Regions from separate parts of the Mus musculus genome. Here region 1 is linked to region 2. Evidence: chromatin loops called from intact Hi-C (ENCODE). Cell type or tissue: heart. All regions are shown on one strand. Links, peaks and the distances in the headings refer to the core of each region. The heading gives the core; the rest is flanking DNA.

Region 1 (5,321 bases), core at 162-5,161, 86 kb before region 2:
CAGTCAGACTCAGTAAGTAAAACCTTTTATTTCTGAAACCCCTCCACCTTCAGGGTTGTGGATCCACACAGCTATGGTTAGTTTTAGAATAAGAGTGACCTTTCTCATGGGAAAATAGGACCCGCTACTTTGTATACAGATTTAATTTTTTCTAATTAAAATTTAAAAACATGATTAGAGAGCAGAGGCTTTTAAAGGAAAAGGCTATGTGAGGTGCTGACACAGGACAACAAGGCAAATGAAAGTGTGTGGGTGACAGAGTGAGTTCAGGGCTAACCTGGGCTACTTAGTGAGACATGACCTCCAGGGGGCCTGGGTGGCAGTGTGCTTGCCTATAGCATGCCTTAGGCCTTTGATTCAATCCTCAGCACTGTCAAACAATTTTTTTAAAAAAATCCTTTTGGGGCTGGAGAGATGGCTCGGGGGCTAAGACCACTGGATTCTTTTACAGAGGACTTGGGGTTCATCCACTTGGCGGCTCACAACCATCTGTAACTCTAGTTCCAGGGGATCCAATACCTTCTTCTGGAGTCTGTAGGTGCTGAATGCATGTGGTACGTAGGCATACATGCAAGCAGAACACAGTGCCAAGCAGATCAAAGACCTTGACATAAAACCAGATCCACTGAACCCGATAAAAAAGAAAGTGAGGGAAAGCCTTGAATACATTGGCAGGAGTCAACTTCCTGGAGAGAACATTAAAAGATCCCAGGATCAGCAGTTAATAAGTGGGACTGTAGAGGGATTTTAATCCAGCATCATGGCTACCTTTAATCCCTCTGGCTGGCATACAGACATGCCCTTAGACCTCACCTTTAATCCCAAACAACGAAAGCAGTTAGTTTGAAGCAGGAAGCACCCATGTTTGAAAGTAATGTCTAATTGAGAGGCAGACAGAGTGACGAATCAGAGAAAGACTTGACAGAATAGGACACGCCCAACTCTCACGAGAACAGAGAGCAAAGAGAAGCTACGGAAGACAGAGCAGCTCTAGGAGAGAGAATGGAGAGGGGACAGATTTACAGGGACAGTGGTACAGAGGCAGGCTGCAGAGAGAGAGAGAGAGGACAAACTAGACACAGGTGAAGACAGAACTGACTAGAGAGTGAGAAGGAGTCAGAAGATTAGAATACATTGCCAGAGTTAGTATGAGGCCAAGCAGAGCAACTCAGTCAGAGGCTGAAAGAAGCCAGTCTGAATCAGCCAGTATGGAGAGGAGTTTTGAGTCAGGACAGTTAAGTTGACCAACCAGAGTTCAGAAAGAGCTAGAAAGGGGGAGCTTGTTCAGCAGCAAGTCTCAGAGGCTGAAAACAGTCTAGACCCAGATAAGATTGTATGGAGACTAGAAGCTTCCAGGACTAGGCCTAGGTTAGCAGATGGAGGCCTTGGAGATGACAATGACATCAGACAAATAAAAGATACTTTTACACAGGTCCTCATGGGACTGAAAAAGCAAAGGACACCGTCCATGGGACAAACCGGCAGCCATAGAATGGGATAAAATTCTCACCAACTCCACATTTAACAGAGGGCTCATATCCAAAATACATAAAGAACTCATGAACTAGACATCAACAAACCAATGAAAAAACAGGATGTGAATCTAAACAGAGAATTCTCAACAAAGGACCCTCTCGTGACCGAGAAACAGTTAAAGAAATGTTCAACGTCCTTAGCCATCAGAGAAATGCAAATCAAAGTGATTTTTGAGGTCCTTCTTACACCCGTCAGAAAGGCTAAGATCAAAAGTACAAGTGACAGCTCACGTTGACAAGGACATGAAGCAAGGGGACACTGCTCCATTGCTGGTGGGAGTGCAAACGTGTAAAGTCATCTTAGAAATCCATATGGCAGTTTCTCAGAAAATTGGCACTTGATCTACCTCAAGATCCAGTTATCCCACTCCTGGGCTTAAATCCAAAGGATGCTCCATTCCACCACAAGGGCACTTGCTCAACTATGTTCAAAACAGCTTTATTCATAACAGGCAGAAACTGGAAATCACCTAGATGTTCCTCAACGGAAGAATGGGTGAAGAAATTGTGGTACATTTACACAATGGAGTATTATTACTCAACTGTTTTAAAAAAGAACCATGAAAATTTCAGGCAAATAGATGGAACTAGAAAAAAATATCATACTGAGTGATGAAACCCAGGCCCAGAAAGATAATTGTGATATGCACTCACTGATAAGTGTACACTCGCTGTAAAGGATGATTGTGCTACAATCCACACACCCAGAGAGACTAAGTAACAAGAAGGGGACACAGGAATCTCCCCGGGAAGGGGAAATAGATTTCACAGGTGGACCGGAGGGAGGGGCGTGGGAATGGGAAGAGAAGAGATGGGGGGGGTAAGAGAGAGGGAGAGAGAGAGAGAGAGAGAACTGGGAGAGATGACTGGAACTGGGGGACACTTGGGGGTGAGGTAGAAACCTAGTGCACTGGGAATGGCCAGGAATCTACGAGGGTGACCCTAGTGAAGACTCCTAGCAATAGGGGCTGTGAAGCCTGAACTGGCCATTTTCTGTAACCAGCCAGGCCTTCCAAGGGAAGGACTGGAACAGCAACCCAACCACAAAACCTTCGACCTACAATTCCTCCTGCCTGCAAGATGTGCTGGGATAAAGGAGTCCAAGAAATTCTGGGATTCGCCAACTAATGAACCTGAGAGGCCACCAGAGGGAGCCCACACCTGACACGGCCTGGAGTCCAGGAACCAGAGGCTGGGTGCCCAGAGAGCTGAGGTAGAAGAAAAAGTCAATTAAATGATCCCTAATACTGCTCTGCTCTGCTTGTAGACTGGAGCCTGGCAGAATCACCATCTGAGAGGCTTCGCCCAGCAATTGACAGGAGCAGATGCAAAAACCCACAGCCAAGCCTTAGGCAGACCTCAGGGAATCCTGCAGAACAGGGGTGGGGGTTGTAGGAGCCAGCGGGGTGAAGGACCCCAGGAGAACACAGAATCAATTATCTAGGGCTCAAAGGAGCTCACAGAGACTGAACTGGCAATCAGGGAGTGTGCGTGGATTTGACTCATGTCCTTTGTATACATATTACTAACTTGATGTTTTCATGGAACTCCTAACAGTGGGAGCAGGGGCTATCTCTGACTCTTTTGCCTACTTTTGGGACCCTTGTCCATCCTTAACATGAGAGGATGTGCCTAATCTTATTGCAAGTTGATATACCATGTTTGGTTGATATCCCACTCTTTCCTGAAGGGAAATGGAGGAGGAGTGGATCTGGGGAGAGGGAAGGTGGAAGGGAGGGACTGGGCGGAAAGGGGGAGATGGAAACATTGTCAGGGAATGTAATATATGAGAGAATTAAAAAAATAGGTAGAAATCAATAAATTAGCATTGCCTTTTGAGTGAAATAGTTCACTACTGTCTTTAGAGTCCTCATCTCCGGGATAGTGTTTTGAGTTTCTGTGGAAGAGCAAGCAAAAGCCAGATTTGTTTTTCTGAGTAGCAAGGGAGCACGTGAGAGTGATGTAAGTTGAATACAGCCGTGAACCTGAGCACAGTGCAGTAGATAACAAGAAAGGAATTAGCTGCGCTTCTTGTCTCTATAATTAGCCTTTTGTTTACTTCACCATTAACCTGCTCATAAGAAACAGTCATTACTTGGGGAAAAAAAATGTAAAGAAAAAAATCCTCTTTACTCCAAAATAATGGCCATTACTGTAGAGGGAGATGTCTAGATATTTCTCTCTATGATGTCTAGGAAGACATAGCTTTATCCAGCTTTTTGCTCCTTTTGTTTTAATTGAAACAAAGTCTTGAGTAGATCAGGCTAGCCTCAACTGAATCCCTATAAAGCTGAGAAGCAGTGGTCTTCACTTCAAAATAAGAGTCCTGGGACTCCGAATTCGTTTGGTCTTCATTTCAGAATAAGGGTCCTGGAGCCCCAGCAGAGAATCAGTTTGTGTTGAGAACTTGCAAAGTAGAGTCAGCCCAGAGAAAAGGCAAACATGTTTGGGGCACCAAATGTGACACAAAAATGGTTTTTATGCCCCTAATCTCATTTCTCGGCTCTCTTTGGTTCCCATTGGCTGAATTCTTCAGGGAGCTAAAATCTACCTGCTGTCTAGTATTGTCCCCTTCCGGAATTCCTTATCTAAATGGTACAGGACACAAACCTTTCCTTTTCTGATATGTGAGCTTACAGGCGGGCAGACTACCTGTAACTTTCAACCCTAGAACACACTGACAATACCTAGAGAAGCAGACACCAGCTGCTAGGCAGAGGAAAAAGGGGCCTAGAGCCCCTCCACCATCTCTGACGAGCCCTAAACACACCTTATACTGAAAATGGATCATAATGATTGATTTCTTACATAGCCAAGGTTAACCTTGAACTCCTGGTCCCCCAACCTCTATCAACCCAGGGCTGGGATTGCAGGTGTGTACCTTAAAAAGCTCATAATTTTAGGATGTGTTTTTGTGCTTCTCGAATGTAGTTTAAAAAATCCCAGACACCTCTTGTTGTGCTGGGCCTGAACAGAGCAGAGTTTAAAAAAAAAATCAAATCAAAATAACTCGAGTTAAAGTTGGGTCCCCAGACAGAAACTAAGCTGTCTATTGAATCCCCCAGGAGATCAAGAGAAACCTGAGCTAATGGCCTGCTTTCCAAAAGTCCAGCTTTTGTTCTTTTTCTATCTTGTATGTATTCTGCAACAATTCCATAGAGATATCAATGTACCTATGTGGTATCCACCCCAACTCCCCATTCGCACTCCGTGCAGGCAAAATGCAGAAGATGAAGTCCATAACCCTTAATCCTTACACACAAAAGGACACACACACACACACACACACACACACACACACACACACACACACGTTGTTGTCCTAGCCTTGTCCCGACTCTACCTATAAGGAGAGTAATTTAGAAAGATCCCGCTTCCCCTTCCGTGGTTTCGCAGGTTTCTGGTTTCGGCCCTTCTGTTTACAAAACCAGCGTTTCCCACTTGGCTAGTTAGAATGGTTTGTGTGGTGGAATGAAGTGTCCCCTGCTCCAGGATAGAAAACAAAGCCTGAAGCGATGTCCTTTCTGGTTAGTAGCGACACAGACCGCGTTGCAGCTTAGGACAGCCTCCTCCAAGCTTTTACCGCGATGTAGGCGGGGAGTAACAAGCCTGCCGGGAATTCCTGCAGAAACTCAGTAAGAAACTCGCAAGACAGGCTGGGTGCCATCCCCCGCTCCGCCTGCAAAACGGGAGTCTTGCCAGTCTCCTCGAACTCTACCCTAGGTGCTATTTACTCCTCAACGGAACCCCAGAACTGGATTTCTTGTCTGATTTTTAAAAAATGTT
Region 2 (5,321 bases), core at 91-5,090:
AATATCTCACGGTCCAAAACCAAAAGTCCAAGTAAAGGGACCCCTTTATACAGGCGGCCACTTTTGTCCCATTTGAGCCCTTATGTAAGGCCAGATAACCAAAGTAGATCACGATTCAGATCTCAGCAAGACAGCAACAGGTTAGGTTGGTGGGGGAGAGGGGGGTTGTTGTTTTGTTTTGTTTTGTTGTTGTTGTGGTTGTTTGGGGTTTTGTTGTTGTTGTTTTTAACTTAAAGCACACAAGTGCTAAGTAGCTGGAGATGGCAAACAGGTAGGCGGATCACAACCAAGAATGACATCTGAAGGAAGTTGGCCTCCAGACTGGCCAGTTCCAGCTGGCACACTTTCAAAGTCATGCACTGGACAGTGCGCTGGGCAAAGGGAGCTGTGGAGACCAAGGCAGTGCCACCTGCCAGTGGCTGGCCCCAGTAAGAGCTCTGCTTCCAACTCAGATCTGAGCTAAGTCGGTGAAGCAGGGGTGGATACTGGGGGAGGGGGGCTGGTTTCTGAGCCAACCAGCAAGGCCAGCACTACAGAGCCAAGGATTCCTGAAATGGGAGAAGCCAAGGCCAGACCCACTGGCTGGTGACCCCTGAGGTTCCTGGCTTGGTGATTATGGAGCTGAACCATAAGTCTGGTCTCTGAGGGTGTGTTCCTGCTCAGGCTTGTCAGGAGAGTCCATCCATTCAGCAACTCCTGAGCACTTCCTAGATGCAGGAGCATTGAGAGGACTCAATCACAGAGCATTGCCCTAGTGAGGCAAACACTCTGAGCACTCAGTCACAGTCGCTGAGGACAGACTTGCTACGTAGGGCAGGCAGGGGGATGGATCTGTTCTCAGGATGCTGCATATGTGGGGCTGCACATGAACAAGAAGAAACCCAAGAATACCCCCTGGGTATTTGGGGGGCGCTCAGTGTTCAGAGAGGTGCCAGGGAGAGGTAAAGGGAGGGGGCAGCAACTGCTGGAAGTACCCTTAAAATCGGAATCTAGGGCTAGAGGGATGGCTTAATGGCTATGAATGAATAAGGCTCTTCTAAAAGACCAGAGTTCAATTCCCAGCACCGGTGTTGGTAGCTCACAACTGTCTGCAACGCCAGCCTAACAGAAGTCAAAGTCTCTGGCTGAGTCTCTGGCTGCTTCGGGTTCTGCATTATCACACACAATTCCCCACAAGCCTCCTGCACGTAAGCTTGTTTGTTTGTTTGTTCTTTAATAATAATAAAAAAAGGTAAAGTGGTCTGGTGAGATAGCTCATCTAAAGGTCCAAATCCCAGCAACCACATGGTGGCTCACAACCACCCGTAATGAGATCTGAGGCCCTCTTTTCTGGTGCATCTGAAGACAGCTACAGTGTACTTATGTATAATAATAAAAAAATCTTAGAGAGAGAGAGAGAGAGAGAGAGAGAAGGTAGTGGTTCTAGGACAAGACTACATAGTAAGACTCTGTAAACAAAAAACAAAAATAAGAGCCGGGAAGTGGTGGCGCACGCCTTTAAACCCAGCACATGGAAGGCAGAGGCAGGTGGATTTCTGAGTTCGAGGCCAGCCTGGTCTACAGAGTGAGTTCCAGGACAGCCAGGGCTACACAGAGAGAAATCCTGTCTCGAAAAAAACCAAAAGGGGGAAAAAAAAAAAAGCAAAACTAAAAACAAAAACAAAACAAAAAACCAAAACAACAAAAAAATAATAATAAGTATATAGATAGACAGGCTGGCAGACAGATAGATAGAAGGAATAGAATATCAATACATCCCAGGAGATTAACCATAGAGGCATAGGCCTGTGATTCCTGGCTTCTGGAGGCTGAGGCAGGAAGGATACAAGTCTGAGACTGATCTGGGCTACCCAGTGAGACGCTATCTCAAAGAGCAATGGAAAATGTAGGCAAATAGTAAGTCATTTTCCTGAGGCCTCTCTGGCTGGAGGGGCAGGCAGGATGAGGCTTAGGGCCTGGCAGCTGCTGCGCCTTGAGAGGACGGCAGGGCCTGGGCAGCCCAGCCTGAGGAGTCTGGAATGTTTCTGACAGGTCTGGGCTAGGGTCCTGGTCCTCAGAGCCTGGAGAGATGTGTGCCCAGATTAAGCACTGCCCTCCCCACAGGAGACTTAGCTGGGCCCCTTTCCTAAATAGGGACAGAGTGGATGTGCCTCTGTTCCCTGGCCATGGGGATAAATAGGGCACCCAGAGAGACAGCCCAGGTCCAAGAAAGGCTGGTCCTGAGGCTGGAGCGCCCTCTGTCTGCAAGAAGGACACCTTCCTTTTCAACGTCAACTGGCTGTGCTAGAGCCCGAAGAGGTATCTCTGAATTCACCCCTGAGACACACACACACACACGCGCGCGCGCATGCACCCATCCACCCAACACCAGTGTACAGGTTCTATACCCAGTAGTCCTAAGTTTACTGGGACACAGGGCATGTCCAGACAGAACACTGGCCCCTGGCAGCTCTGCCCACAGCATCTGAGCCTTCTTACAGCCACAGGACACAGTGACACAGCCACAGGTCAAACTGATGGAAAGTGAGTCAGCAGCGGTCATGTGGCTCCTGTGCCCACTTGCTGTTGACCATTGTCATATGACCACACCTCCCAGAGAGAGGGTCAGGAGACAGGCAGTCTGGTGGGAGGCTCCAGGGTAAATCCTGTTTCTTTAGAATTAGAACAGTCGTTTCCCCAACCTCCCTAACGCTGTGACCCTTTACCTCATGTCCTGGTGACCCCCACCTATAAAATCATTGTCATTGCTACTTCATCATAACTGTAGCTTTGTTTCTGTATGAATTGTAACGTAAGTATCTGTGTTTTCCCATGGTCCTAGGCAGTCCCAGTGAAAGGGTCATTTGATTTTCAAAGGGGTCTCCACCCACAGGTTGAGAACCACTGGATTGGAGGGACCTGATATGGCAGAGCAATGTGTGCTCTCTGACGCAGGCCCCACAAGGCTTGTGTTCCAACTCTGTACATCATAATTAAAAGCCTCCAATGTTGTTCAGACAACCCCGGGTCTTATGCGTGCTAGGCAAATGTCCCACGCCAGCCTGCACCCCAGCTCCAGGAGGAAAAAACTTTAAGTTCCCTGGGGTAATCTAATTGAGAGCTAAAATTAGGGATAGAAAGCCAGATGTGGAGGTGCATGCCTGTAACCCCAGCATTCAAGAGGCTGAGCCCCCAGGACCTCAAATCCAAGGCTCATGTGAGCTACACACTGTCACCCTATCTCCAAAGAAGATGGAGAAAGAGCTGAGGAAGAGGAGGGGGGAGGGGGATGGAGGAGGACAGGGAAAGGGGAGAAGAGGAAAGAAAGAGGAAGCAGCAACAACTAGGCTTGGTAGCTGCACACTTGTGACCCTAGCACTTGAGAGACGGAGGCAGGAGTATTAGCGGTTTGTGGTCATCCTTGGCTATGTTTCTAAATCAAGTCTAGCCTGGGCTACCTGAGACCCAATCTCAAAACTTCAATAAATAAATAGCAGTGATTATAAGCATCACCCTGGGAGTTATAGAGAGAGGTTTGGAGCTTTCATTGGTACAGGCACCTCAAAGAGGAGTCCAAGTTCAAGGCCTTGTGTCTGGTGTGCCCTGGGAGTGCCTCTGTCAGCTACCGCAGACTGGAATGGATCTTTGAGCAGCTACAGTGATCAGGACCAAGGAAGAGTTACCCTTAGGGGTATAGCAGCCCTTCAGAGGTAACCCCATGTACAGAGCCAGCCCTGTGTGCTCCCGTTTTCCAAGTGAGGACAACTGAGGCTGGCAGTGGAAGTCCCACCAGGGGTGTAGCCAAATGGAGAGCAGCACATTGCTGAGGCTGGAATCCTTGTCTGTGTACGTCCCCCAACTCACCACAGCTACTGTGTCTCCACAGGTACAAGAACGACATCCGGATCGATCCCCGCCTCTTTCCAGCCGGCAAGTACCGTATCACCAACAACTACGGGCTGCTGACCCTGGAGATCATGAGGTAAAGCACAGACAGAGCCTGGCCCATCCCCCACTCCCATGACACCACTGAGGCTAACCCTGGGCTCTAGTACCCGGGTTTCGCCATCCTCAGAAGGCCTAAGGGACCAGGGCAAAGCTTGGGGATCCAGCAAGAGAGCTCTTGCCTGAGGTGCCAGGGAACACAGGGCACCAGGGGGGCTCTCGGCTTGCTGATGGAGCAAAAAAGGCGCCTCCTCTCACTACTCCATTGGGGTACCCTGGATGGGAACCAGTCAAGCTTCTTTTGGGGCACACAGGGCTATTCTGGCTGGTGATGAGACTCAGGCCTGAAGCAGAAGATTTGGGCATTATGCCTGACTCTGGCATGGATTGGCACGGACTGGCACTAGGCCTCAGAGGAAAGAAATCTGTTCGTGGTTTTTGACATGGAGATGTCAATAGGGCTGGAGGCAGTGCCTGGAAAGAGGCGCAGACCGCTGGGTTGAATTTCAGTAGCTATGTGACTCTGGGAGAATCGCTCCATCTCTCTGATCTTCTACAGTCGGTAATAACAAGGCAGGGTGGTACATGTTTTCAAAGCCCTTTCCCTTGAGCTGGTATAGGCCGATGTCATATCCCTAGTGTTTCATAGAAATCTAGTGAGCAGCCCAAAGACACACAATCCTGGGTCTTCCCCATGTGTGGGGGAGGGGGGGCTGGGGAGGAGTTCCTTGATGAGCCACCCAGCAAGGGATGTGTTCCTCATGGAGCCTAGCATCCTGTGGGGTTCCTCCCTCCTTTTTAGGTGCACGGTGGAGGACTCGGCCACCTACACTGTGCTGGTGAAGAACGCCTACGGCCAGGCCTCTTCCTTTGCCAAAGTCCTCATCCGCAGTAAGTCCCTCCATCCCCAACAGGCCAGGCCCCACAAGCCCATGGCTAGCAGACAGCCATGAAGCTAAGATGGCACATGAGCTGGGACTGGGGACCTAGAGGCCTTTGGACTGAGAGAGCCTCCTCTCTCAGACTAGCAAGGCCAACTAGGTGAGTTGATGGTGTAAGCAGGAAGCTCTGTCCCCGGAGAGTGTGTGGAGCGCCACTAGGAGGAGAAATGGGGATTCCCCGACCCCTCAGCACTCATTATGCATCCAGTATATACGGTCTGTCTCTGTCCTACGCTAGCCTTGAACTTAGCTCTGTCCCTAGGGTCATAACAGGCATGGGTCAGTCACTAAACTTTTTGTGTCATATGTAAATGGATCAGGAAGGGGGTCTGTCCTATAAGAGGAGGACAGAACAGACTGGGTTTCAGGCCTCACTGCCCCCTGACAGACCACCAGAAAGAACCTAGCCAACTCTCCCAGGTGACCTTGACAGCCCTTCTCCATAGCTTGTTGGAG

What was found. Hi-C counts contacts between places; a loop is a spot of excess contacts. Peaks named below come from ENCODE experiments on the same cell type or tissue, not always from the same donor. Only the 100,000 strongest peaks of a DNase experiment are listed, where the experiment ranks them.
Region 1: a loop joins it to region 2, with 2.3 times the contacts of the local background. A loop is called at or near these places in 7 of 42 quality-filtered maps.

The regions. Positions count from the first base shown.
Region 1 is chr4:135,681,062-135,686,382 of GRCm38, forward strand. No RefSeq gene overlaps it. Among named protein-coding and RNA genes, the nearest start is that of Ifnlr1, 2.7 kb to the right of the region's middle. In heart, for the core only: a CTCF peak has its summit at 2,681 (motif pointing right); no DNase peak of the experiment used is centred there; H3K4me3 peaks cover 579 bases; H3K27ac peaks cover 375 bases; H3K27me3 peaks cover 1,617 bases.
Region 2 is chr4:135,766,806-135,772,126 of GRCm38, forward strand. It overlaps Myom3 (myomesin family, member 3), which reads left to right. Exons shown (of 37, transcript NM_001085509.2): 6 at 3,866-3,961; 7 at 4,727-4,815. Among named protein-coding and RNA genes, the nearest start is that of Myom3, 9.8 kb to the left of the region's middle. In heart, for the core only: a CTCF peak has its summit at 2,227; a DNase peak (open chromatin) is centred at 366; H3K27ac peaks cover 1,118 bases.